Linked DNA regions of Homo sapiens: region 2 is linked to region 1. Evidence: chromatin loops called from intact Hi-C (ENCODE). Cell type or tissue: endothelial cell of umbilical vein. All regions are shown on one strand. Links, peaks and the distances in the headings refer to the core of each region. The heading gives the core; the rest is flanking DNA. Region 1 overlaps TNPO1 (transportin 1). Region 2 overlaps ZNF366 (zinc finger protein 366).

Region 1 (4,394 bases), core at 117-4,116:
CCGAATTTCCCTCTTGTTGCCCAGGCTGGAGTGCAATGGCACAATCTTGGCTCACTGCAAGCTCCACCTCCTTGGTTCAAGAGATTCTCCTGCCTCAGCCTCCCTAGTAGGGATTACAGGCGCCCGCTACCACACCCAGCTAATGTTTTGTATTTTTAGTAGAGATGGGGTTTCACCATGTTGGCCAGGCTGGTCTCGAACTCCTGACCTCAGGCGATCCACCCGCCTCAGCCTCCCAAAGTGCTGGAATACAGGCGTGAGCCACCGCGCCCGGCTCATTATAGACTTTTTTTTCCACCTCCCAGGTTCAAGCAATTCTCATGCCTCAGCCTCCTAAGTAGCTGAGATTACAGGGGCATGCCACCACGCCTGGCTAATTTTTGTATTTTTTTAGTAGAGACGGGGTTTCACCAGGTCTCGAACTCATGACCTTGTGATCCGCCCGCCTCGGCTTCCCAAAGTGCTGGGATTACAGGAATGAGCCACCGCGCCCAGCCTATAGACTTTCTTAAAGGACTTTCTAGTTCCACTGATAGCTATAATTTAACAAGTTTGTCAACGTTTTGATTCATCATTAGGTGCCTGTAAACTTTTCCTTCTTTCCCTTCATACCTGAACTTTGGTTCAATTTCTCATGAAAGTTTTATTAAATAATTGTATTCTTTAAATAGCATGCTCTTTTTAGATCATTGGATAGCTCTGATTTTTTTTCTCCTTGCTCATCATAGCATTTTTCTGTAAAAAAAAAAAACAGTATAAGAGAGATTTTCTGTGGAAGTCTACATATCTGATTCACATTCAGCAAATGATTCAGCAAATTTCTTAAGCTGTTTTGATTTATCTGCTTGTCAAATAAAAATAATACTTGCTACCTACTTACAACAGAGGGGTGTTGTGAAGATTATATTTAGAATGTTTTTAACTCATTTACTCAATGCTATGAGAATACCTCATTTTTATTATATTGTCATACTATATACATACTACTGGTTTTTTAGATCTATTATGACTTTTATGATGGTGAAGTGTGATTTTACTTTTCTCTTTTACCTCACCACAAAGGTATCAAAATATATGTTCTTTCGTATGCACATGGTTGTATTTATGAGTAGTTTCCCAGTTTATGGAGATTGATGTTTCTTTTGGAAAGGCAGTATATCAGGGGCTTCCAGACTGGACACTGGAGCCAGATTAGTTGGGTTTGAATCATGGCTTTGGCATTTACTAGCTGACCAACCTTAGGCAAGTAACTTCTCTGTGCCTCAATGTACTTATTTGTAAAATGTAATTAATAGAGCAGCATCATAGAGTTGTGAAGTGCTTAGAACACTGCTTGGCACTCAAAAATATTAGCTATCACTATTACTAACAAAATAGTGCATGTGTTTAAGTCTTCAATATTTAAGTACCAGAGTTTTTGGTAGCATCTTGGCTCTCTGTGAAACAGGACTGCCCTTCCCCTAACAAACTGGAATTCCATTTTATATGCAGATTGGACAGTTAGGTCTTCCTATGGCTCCTCCTGCCCTCATTGCAAACTGATGGGTTTTAAAAATCATTTTTATTGAAATATGACACATTCTAAAAATTAACCTAATATTAAAGCTATAGAACAAAAGATGAACCTCTCCTTCCCCATGTCTAGGAGGATTAATTCTTTTCCAGACTTTGATCATGTTTTTTATCAATTTAAACCCCTTTCACAAGCTTTGTATTATCCTTAAGATAGTCCAAGCTTCTTAACATCATCTATGAGGTCCTCCTAGCCTCACTTTTGCTTTTTGATAATTCCTGTTAGATTTCTGATAAAGAGTCACTTCCTCAAGGAAGTCCTTTCTTGACCTCCTAACTGGGTTAGCATAATGTTTTCACAGCCCTTAGTCATTTACCATAGTCATTCTCCACTGAGGCAGTGCTGCTCTCTGGAGGTGTCCTAGTGACTGGGAGGTGCTCTTGTCATTTACTGGGCAGGGCTGAGAGTGCTAGATGTTCACCATGAAGAATTGTCCTAGCTTTGTATGACTTGTAAATGTCTTGTTAGATAGTCACAAAGGTGTAAGAAATCTGTTTATAGATATCAGAGCCAAGAGCCTAACTCAATTTTACATATACATGTGGAACTTTTTGCAGAGTTTTAATATATGTTGAATTTTCTAGGAATAAAAACTATGGCCAGGCAGGGTGGCTCACGCCTGTAATCCCAGCACTTTAGGAGGCTGAGGCGGGCAGATCACTTGAGGTCAGGAGTTCCAGACCAGCCTGGACAACATGGTGAAACCCTGTCTCTGCTAAAAATTCAAAAATTAACCGAGCGTGCTAGCACACACCTGTAATCCCAGCTACTCGGGAGGCTGAGGCAGGAGAATTGTTTGAACCTGAGAGGCGGACGTTGCAGTGAGCCGAGATCGCACCACTGCACTCCAGCCTGGGTGACAGAGCAAGATTCCGTCTCAAAAAAAAAAAAAACAAACCCAAAAAACAAAAAACTACTATGTTATTGAAGGACAATTGTACCTTGTTTTGTTTGGATCTCTACCAAGAGTTGTTTACCATTTTGGGAAATGACGTCACTAATAGCAACATTTCTCACATTCATAGTGATTCAGCATATAGATAGAAACATCTAACTTTGAATTTAGTTGAAATTAGATGGAAAAAATTTTAATTGAACCAGATGGGGGGAAAATGCATCTCTGTCTCCTGGTGGAATGTATTTGCTTTTCTCTCTTTTCCTATTGTACTTTACCATATACTTTATTCATTGACAGGTCATCTGCCTCTCTCACCAAATGAGAACTTAGTGAGGATAAAAACAAACTATATTTTACTTATCTTTGAATCTCCAAAATTCACTGAGCACATGGTAGTTCTACTTAATAGTTACTCAGTTGAATTAATAGCAACAACAATAGCGTTTATTCAACAAGTATTTGTTGAATCGGACTCTGCCAGGCAAAGAGAGTGAAAAGACACTGTCCCTGCTCTCAAGGAACTTGTGATCTATTGCCAGGACAGACCTAGAAATAATTATAATACAATATGACAGTTTCTAGAATGGAAATAGCTATAAACCATAGATCTGTAATGAAAAATACACTTAAGTCTTGTGAGGAGATCTTGGAATAATGACACAGAAGAGAAATAGTATCCAGTATCAATCATAGTGCCAAGAAAGACTCTCAATAAATATTTGGAAAATCAGTGAATGAGGGTAGCTCTAAAGAGTGAGAAGGAGTTTGCCAATTGGTCAGGTTTAAGGAGGGCATTCCCAGCAGGAAATCCCTATGCAAAGGCTCAGAGGTAGGAGAGGTGCAGGAAAAGATGATGGAGCATAAAGTTGGAAGTTGAGTCATAGATAAAATTGTCTTTGAAGGTGATGAACCAGATGATGAAGAGACTTCTTCCATGAAAAGAAGTTAGATTTTATCTTGCAGATGCTAGAAAGCCATTCATTTAACTATAAAACTACTATTTTTCAAATTACACATATTGTGTGCCAGGGACCTATGATCTGCATACAGAGTTAGTATATTCCCATTTTAGGGTTGGGAAACTAAGACTTAGATTAATTAACTTGCCCAGGTTTTCACTGCTACTAAGTGGAAGAACTAGAATTCAAACGTGGTCAGTTGAGTCCATATCTCCAGTCTGCTTTTTAAACTATATTTTACAGACTATCCAACAAGGAAGAAGCTATATATTTTTACTTTCTCTTCAGCCAGTCTGGCTTCTTTACTTCACATGATTCTCAACTGTAGCAAATTCAAAATTTTTATGTAAATTTAAGTTAAAAACTTACTCATGAGTAAGCTCTAGTCTTCTGAAAGTCCAAAATGGTATCACAGTAACTCACCACTTGCAGGCTACTTTTTATTCTGGGGCTGTCTTCTATCTTGTTTTTCAAATAACTGTATTTTGGCTTGTTGAAATGCCTTTTTTTTTTTTTGGTCACCATTGAATGTCATGGGCCAATCAGGCATAAGTTGTAAAGTTAATATTAGTGTAGTATGGAGTATCATCTAAGGGAGCGAAATTTGAAGTACTACTTCCTTTTTTTGAGACATTTAGAAAGCTGAGCCTTCAACATGCAAAAAGAATACTCCAGGTAATATTTAAATTTTATAAGAAAATCCAATATTGATCTTGATATTCTATTTAATTAATATAAATGTAGTTTACTATTTAAATAAATGATTTCTACCTCATATAATAATCCTGATGTGCTTGGTTAGCTTGAAGTACTTCAGATGTTATCTAATTAACCCTGCAATGTCTGGCTACCCCAGGGTATAAGATTCTTCCTTATTTTAATGGCTTTTAAAATATGGTAAGTTTTGGAGATGGATGCCACTGAACTGTATACTTAAAATGATAAATGTTATGTATGTAGATTT
Region 2 (4,394 bases), core at 180-4,179, 390 kb before region 1:
ACATCATAGTTCCTCAGTAAGCATCTGCTGAGTGAGGAAAGGGGTGGGAAACATAGCCACGGAAGAATTGATCAAAGGAAAAGCCATGAGTGGTTAAGGACAAGGCATGTAGCGGGAGAGAAGCTGAAGGCCAGAAGATCAATTAGGCTACTGCACTAGTCCAGGCATGAACGGGGTCTGGTGGTCCTATAGGCCAGAAAGAGGTCATTGAAAAGAAGTGACAAGCACCTTCTGCACTTGGCTCGCATGATGAGAGAAATTCTTTCAGTTATTATCTGTGGTTGCTGAAGCCTTAGAAACTGAACTGGTCTGAGAAGGTTTTGGAAAGGGGATGGAATTTTAGCCTAACTGTGAAAAATGTGTAGAGTGCAGTTTGTTGTACACAAAGATAAAGTCTCTTCATAAGATATTTTCAGACACTTCAGTCAACCTTACACCACAAGTAAGGTAACTACTATTGTGACAATGATCAAATTCTTGTTGCTGCCACACCTTCTGGGACCTTGGGGTACTGTAGACCTTGCAATTCACCTGCCCCAAGGTCCCATCTATTTCCCTTCCCCAACTCCATGCACAGGGGTGAGCGCCTGGTAAAATGGTGTCTGGGCTCTAAACAGCATCCCAGGGAGTCTCCAATGAGCTGACTTCCTTTTCTTTGCAGCCAACTCAGTATCAAGCACAGGACTACACATATGGTACACTTCTGAATGCCTAAGTCTTTGGTTGGGGAAATAAACAAGTCAGAGAAATATCATTACTTCATGCAAAATTCTAAAAAGCAGCCATCACCAGCTCTCATCCTTTTCCCACAAAACCTATTAGTTTTCAAACTAAACTCCTCAGTGGCAGAAGGATAGAGCCAATTAACACAGGACCTGAGATACTCGGGCTCCATTCACACCTGGGCGGTAGGTACTTAGCTTCTTCCTCTCAGCCTCTGACCTTCCACCAAGCCTTTAGGTTCTTATCCAGAACACTTGGCCTTCTCATCTTTCACAGAAGATTGTCCTCATCTGAAAACACCCAAGTGTATGGAGATATTTTATGTCTGTGAAACTCAAGAGAGAAACCTCTCACACACTGTTAGTAAAGAGAGGCCAGAGAAAGAGGATGGGGCCAGTGAATCACAGTGCTCTTGGGTGGAGCCTGAGATGTGAGCCCCAAGCAGAATTGTCACACTAGGGGATGGGAGTTAGACGAGAGGGAGGAGGAATGGATAGGAAGGACCACCAAATCTCTAGGTTCTTCTCCAGAGAAAAGCAGCCATTGAAGTCAAGGTCTCCTTAAATCATGTGATGTGAAGCTAAGAGTGTGCCCAAGCAGGACCTGCTGAATCATCTCTGCCAAGGTCTGTGGAGATGAAAATAGGAGTGGATGTTGGTTCAGGAAGCCGCTGGAGTGGTGAGGACTCTGATCTCATTGCGCAGGTGCGCATCTCCACCAGCGTGCCCCCGCTTGACCTCTCGGTCACTCCAAGGAACACCGTCAGTGTGTCTTGACATGAAATCTCAGCTTCTCCATCCACCCGCTTTTTAAGATGGAGGTAGACTTCAAAATTTAATAAAAAATGGAAAAAAATATTTTAAAGTGCCCTTTAAACGTGGGTTGCATGGGTTATTAGGCTTTGAGATGTCAGAGTAGTGAGAGGAGGTGTAGACACAGAAGGACAGAGAGCTTGCTCCATTTTCTCTTCTGTATAATGTTGATAATAGTCATTGTTTCCTATGAAGGTTGTTGTGAGGATCAAGTGAGATAATTCACAAGAAGGACTTGGCAAATAGTAAGAGCTCAATAAATATTAGCTCTTTTTACTATCATTATGGTGTATATAGTAGATTCTTTTACATTCCAGAAATGGAAAGCTCTTTGAAGATGAGGGGAATATTAAAGGAAGAGCCAAATGAGGAATCTGCTTAGTAAATATACCCACCAGGCTACTTGGAGTGTAGTAGAAATGCAAGCGGTTGTGCCTGCCCCAGGTCTAGGAAATGAGGATGGAAAAAGAGGCTTCATCCAAGGTTCAGGGCTGGGAGAGGGCCGAGTTATTTGGCTCCCCCATCCTTAGTCTGCCCTTTGAACAGCTGACGGATGCCTGTGTGCTCCGGGCCTCCTCGTCCCGGCCTCCTGGCACCCTTCTCCTCCCTGGTCCAGAGCCTGGAGGCACCTCAGGCACTTGCCATGAACCCCAGTGGCCATGCTGACAGCCATGGAGAAGTCGGCTGTGGCCAGAGACAGGGTGATAGCAGTGGGCAGCCACTGGGCTGGGGCCAGAAGCAGCACACCGCCTCGCCCCAGCCAGCCTGGTGTGAGCTTTAAAAATGAGATGCACCAGGAAGCCTGTGTTTTCCTATTCAGAGAGAAGAGGTCAGAGAGCTGTGGCCTGCAGCTGAGGAGAATGGCCTCCGTGAAACTGCCCTTCCCGCACATTCTTCTCCCTCTCTCTCTTTTAATAAGAAGGGTGTTCCTTTCCTCAAAGGGAGAGAGAGGGAGGGAGGGAGAGAGAGACTGTAAACTGTCCAAAAGGACCGTGAGAAAACAGGAAGCTTTGAAAAGTACAAGAGAAAGCAAGATGAAATCTATTTGCAGGCGGTCCCCTGGGGACATGTGAGGCATTGTTAAGCAGGCAGTTCATACGGCTATATCCTTCCTTCTGCTGAGGAGGGCTTTGCTGCCAAAAGGCTGCTATCTGGTCACTGCCTTAACCCCCTCCATGCCAGCCTGAAAACTCTGACCCCAAACACTGGGCCCCTCAAAGCCCCCCATCTGGTTTCTTCCTTCCTGGAGCGTCAAAGAAAGTGAGGGGAAAATGGAGCCAGTTTGACAACAGTGGTGGAACCCCTCTGCAGGGAGATCTCATCCCTATTCTGACAGCTCTGCCCTCTGGCCTTCAGCCTTCTGCTACAGACAAGGTTTCAGATGACCTGGTGATTCATAACTTAGGCAGCTGCCGGCTTCACCCATCTCAAAAGAGAATTTGTCCCGGAAATTCTGGATGGCTGTTTTTCCTGGACAGGTTTCCCGAAGACGGCAGCTGGTTCTTTGCTGTTATGGAGTTTGGCCACTACAAGGATAGGCTCCAAATCAACCCCTGTGTGCTTACCCAGAATCTGGGAAGCATATTTCTGAAAAGTGGCTTAAGTCTACAGGCGCAGATCTCTGGAAAAACTCCAGCTGGCTCCAAGAAGCACGAGTCCAAAAGTCCAGCCAACAGCAAAAGAGCCGAGAAGGGCAGTAACTTTTTTATAAGGAAAAAAAGAAAAGAAACATGGAATGGAAACCTTTCCTCTCCTCTAATTTTCCATCCTATTGTTAATGCCTAATCCCACAGTGAGTGAACATTTCTGCGTGCTAGGGACAGCTGTTTCCACTGAGCACTGGGCTGGAGAAGATCAGTTCATATTGAGACAGGAGGAAGGATGCATGTTAAGAAGGAATTTTAATGGTGAGAATCCCCCAAAATTAGACTCTGTTACTAAAAGCCTCTTCCTTGTTGTGAGTTTTTGGGTAAAGGAGAGAGAACGAAGACTGCCTCTTCTGCCCAGCCACGTCAATCACAAGACATGAAGTGGATGGCTCTTCCCTGTTATGGCAACAAAACACAAGTTCAGTTGCCTGGCTTGTACTCCAACACCACGGAGCAGCCAGCCAGCCATGTCTCTCAGATGGCTGTGAACTGCATTGCAATGGGCAAATGGCCCTCCATCCCTCTGTCAACTCCCAAATCCCCAACAACCTTCAACCAAGGCCAAATTTCCAAGAATCTAGCACAGCATAGTTGGGAAGCAAGAACCACAGGACAGCATCTTGAGATGGCTCACGCCACCATGTGACCTGGAGCTAGTTTACAAATGCAAAGAGCCTTGTGACATAATCTGTAAACCCAGACATGCTCTGCAAGTCTGTTGAAATGAAGAAGGGCAATGGTACAAAGAGGGCACCCAGCAGGGTGACACTGATGGGAGATGGGGACAGGGAGAGGAAGACCCTGACTGTATGCTTTGAGCACTGTCTCAGAGACAGAGGGCTGTGAGTCAAGGTGGCTGACACTCATTCTTGTTTCACAAATGGCTAAGAATGGAGAAGGCCCACCTTCTCCATTGCTTCACAAGAACGCCCTTTCACATCCAATTCTTTTTGTCTGATGATAGATGACACTCTCTAGGGAGCCTCCTGACCTCTAGTGAGGTCTCCTGAGAGGACTTACCAACAGGAAGAAGCAACCTTTGCAAATGACCAGTCCAATTCCTGTGCCAGGCCCATCTCTCCCATTGTAAAATATAAGCTGTGCATTGTTTCAAAGCTGGCATTCTACTTTATAAACCACTCTCTTATGGGTTGTGATGGTGTGGACCAGACATGGAGCCTCATCTAACCTCAAGAAATGGGTAAAATAG

The links. Peaks named below come from ENCODE experiments on the same cell type or tissue, not always from the same donor. Only the 100,000 strongest peaks of a DNase experiment are listed, where the experiment ranks them.
Region 2: a loop joins it to region 1, with 8 times the contacts of the local background. A loop is called at or near these places in 2 of 110 quality-filtered maps.

Annotation. Positions count from the first base shown.
Region 1 is chr5:72,841,142-72,845,535 of GRCh38, forward strand. The region is part of intron 1 of TNPO1 (transportin 1); the gene reads left to right. Among named protein-coding and RNA genes, the nearest start is that of TNPO1, 27 kb to the left of the region's middle. In endothelial cell of umbilical vein, for the core only: a CTCF peak has its summit at 1,909; DNase peaks (open chromatin) are centred at 1,170, 1,890, 2,570 and 3,270; H3K27ac peaks cover 3,670 bases.
Region 2 is chr5:72,449,777-72,454,170 of GRCh38, forward strand. All of the region lies in intron 3 of ZNF366 (zinc finger protein 366), which reads right to left. Among named protein-coding and RNA genes, the nearest start is that of ZNF366, 55 kb to the right of the region's middle. In endothelial cell of umbilical vein, for the core only: no CTCF peak of the experiment used is centred there; DNase peaks (open chromatin) are centred at 2,475 and 2,945; H3K27ac peaks cover 3,165 bases.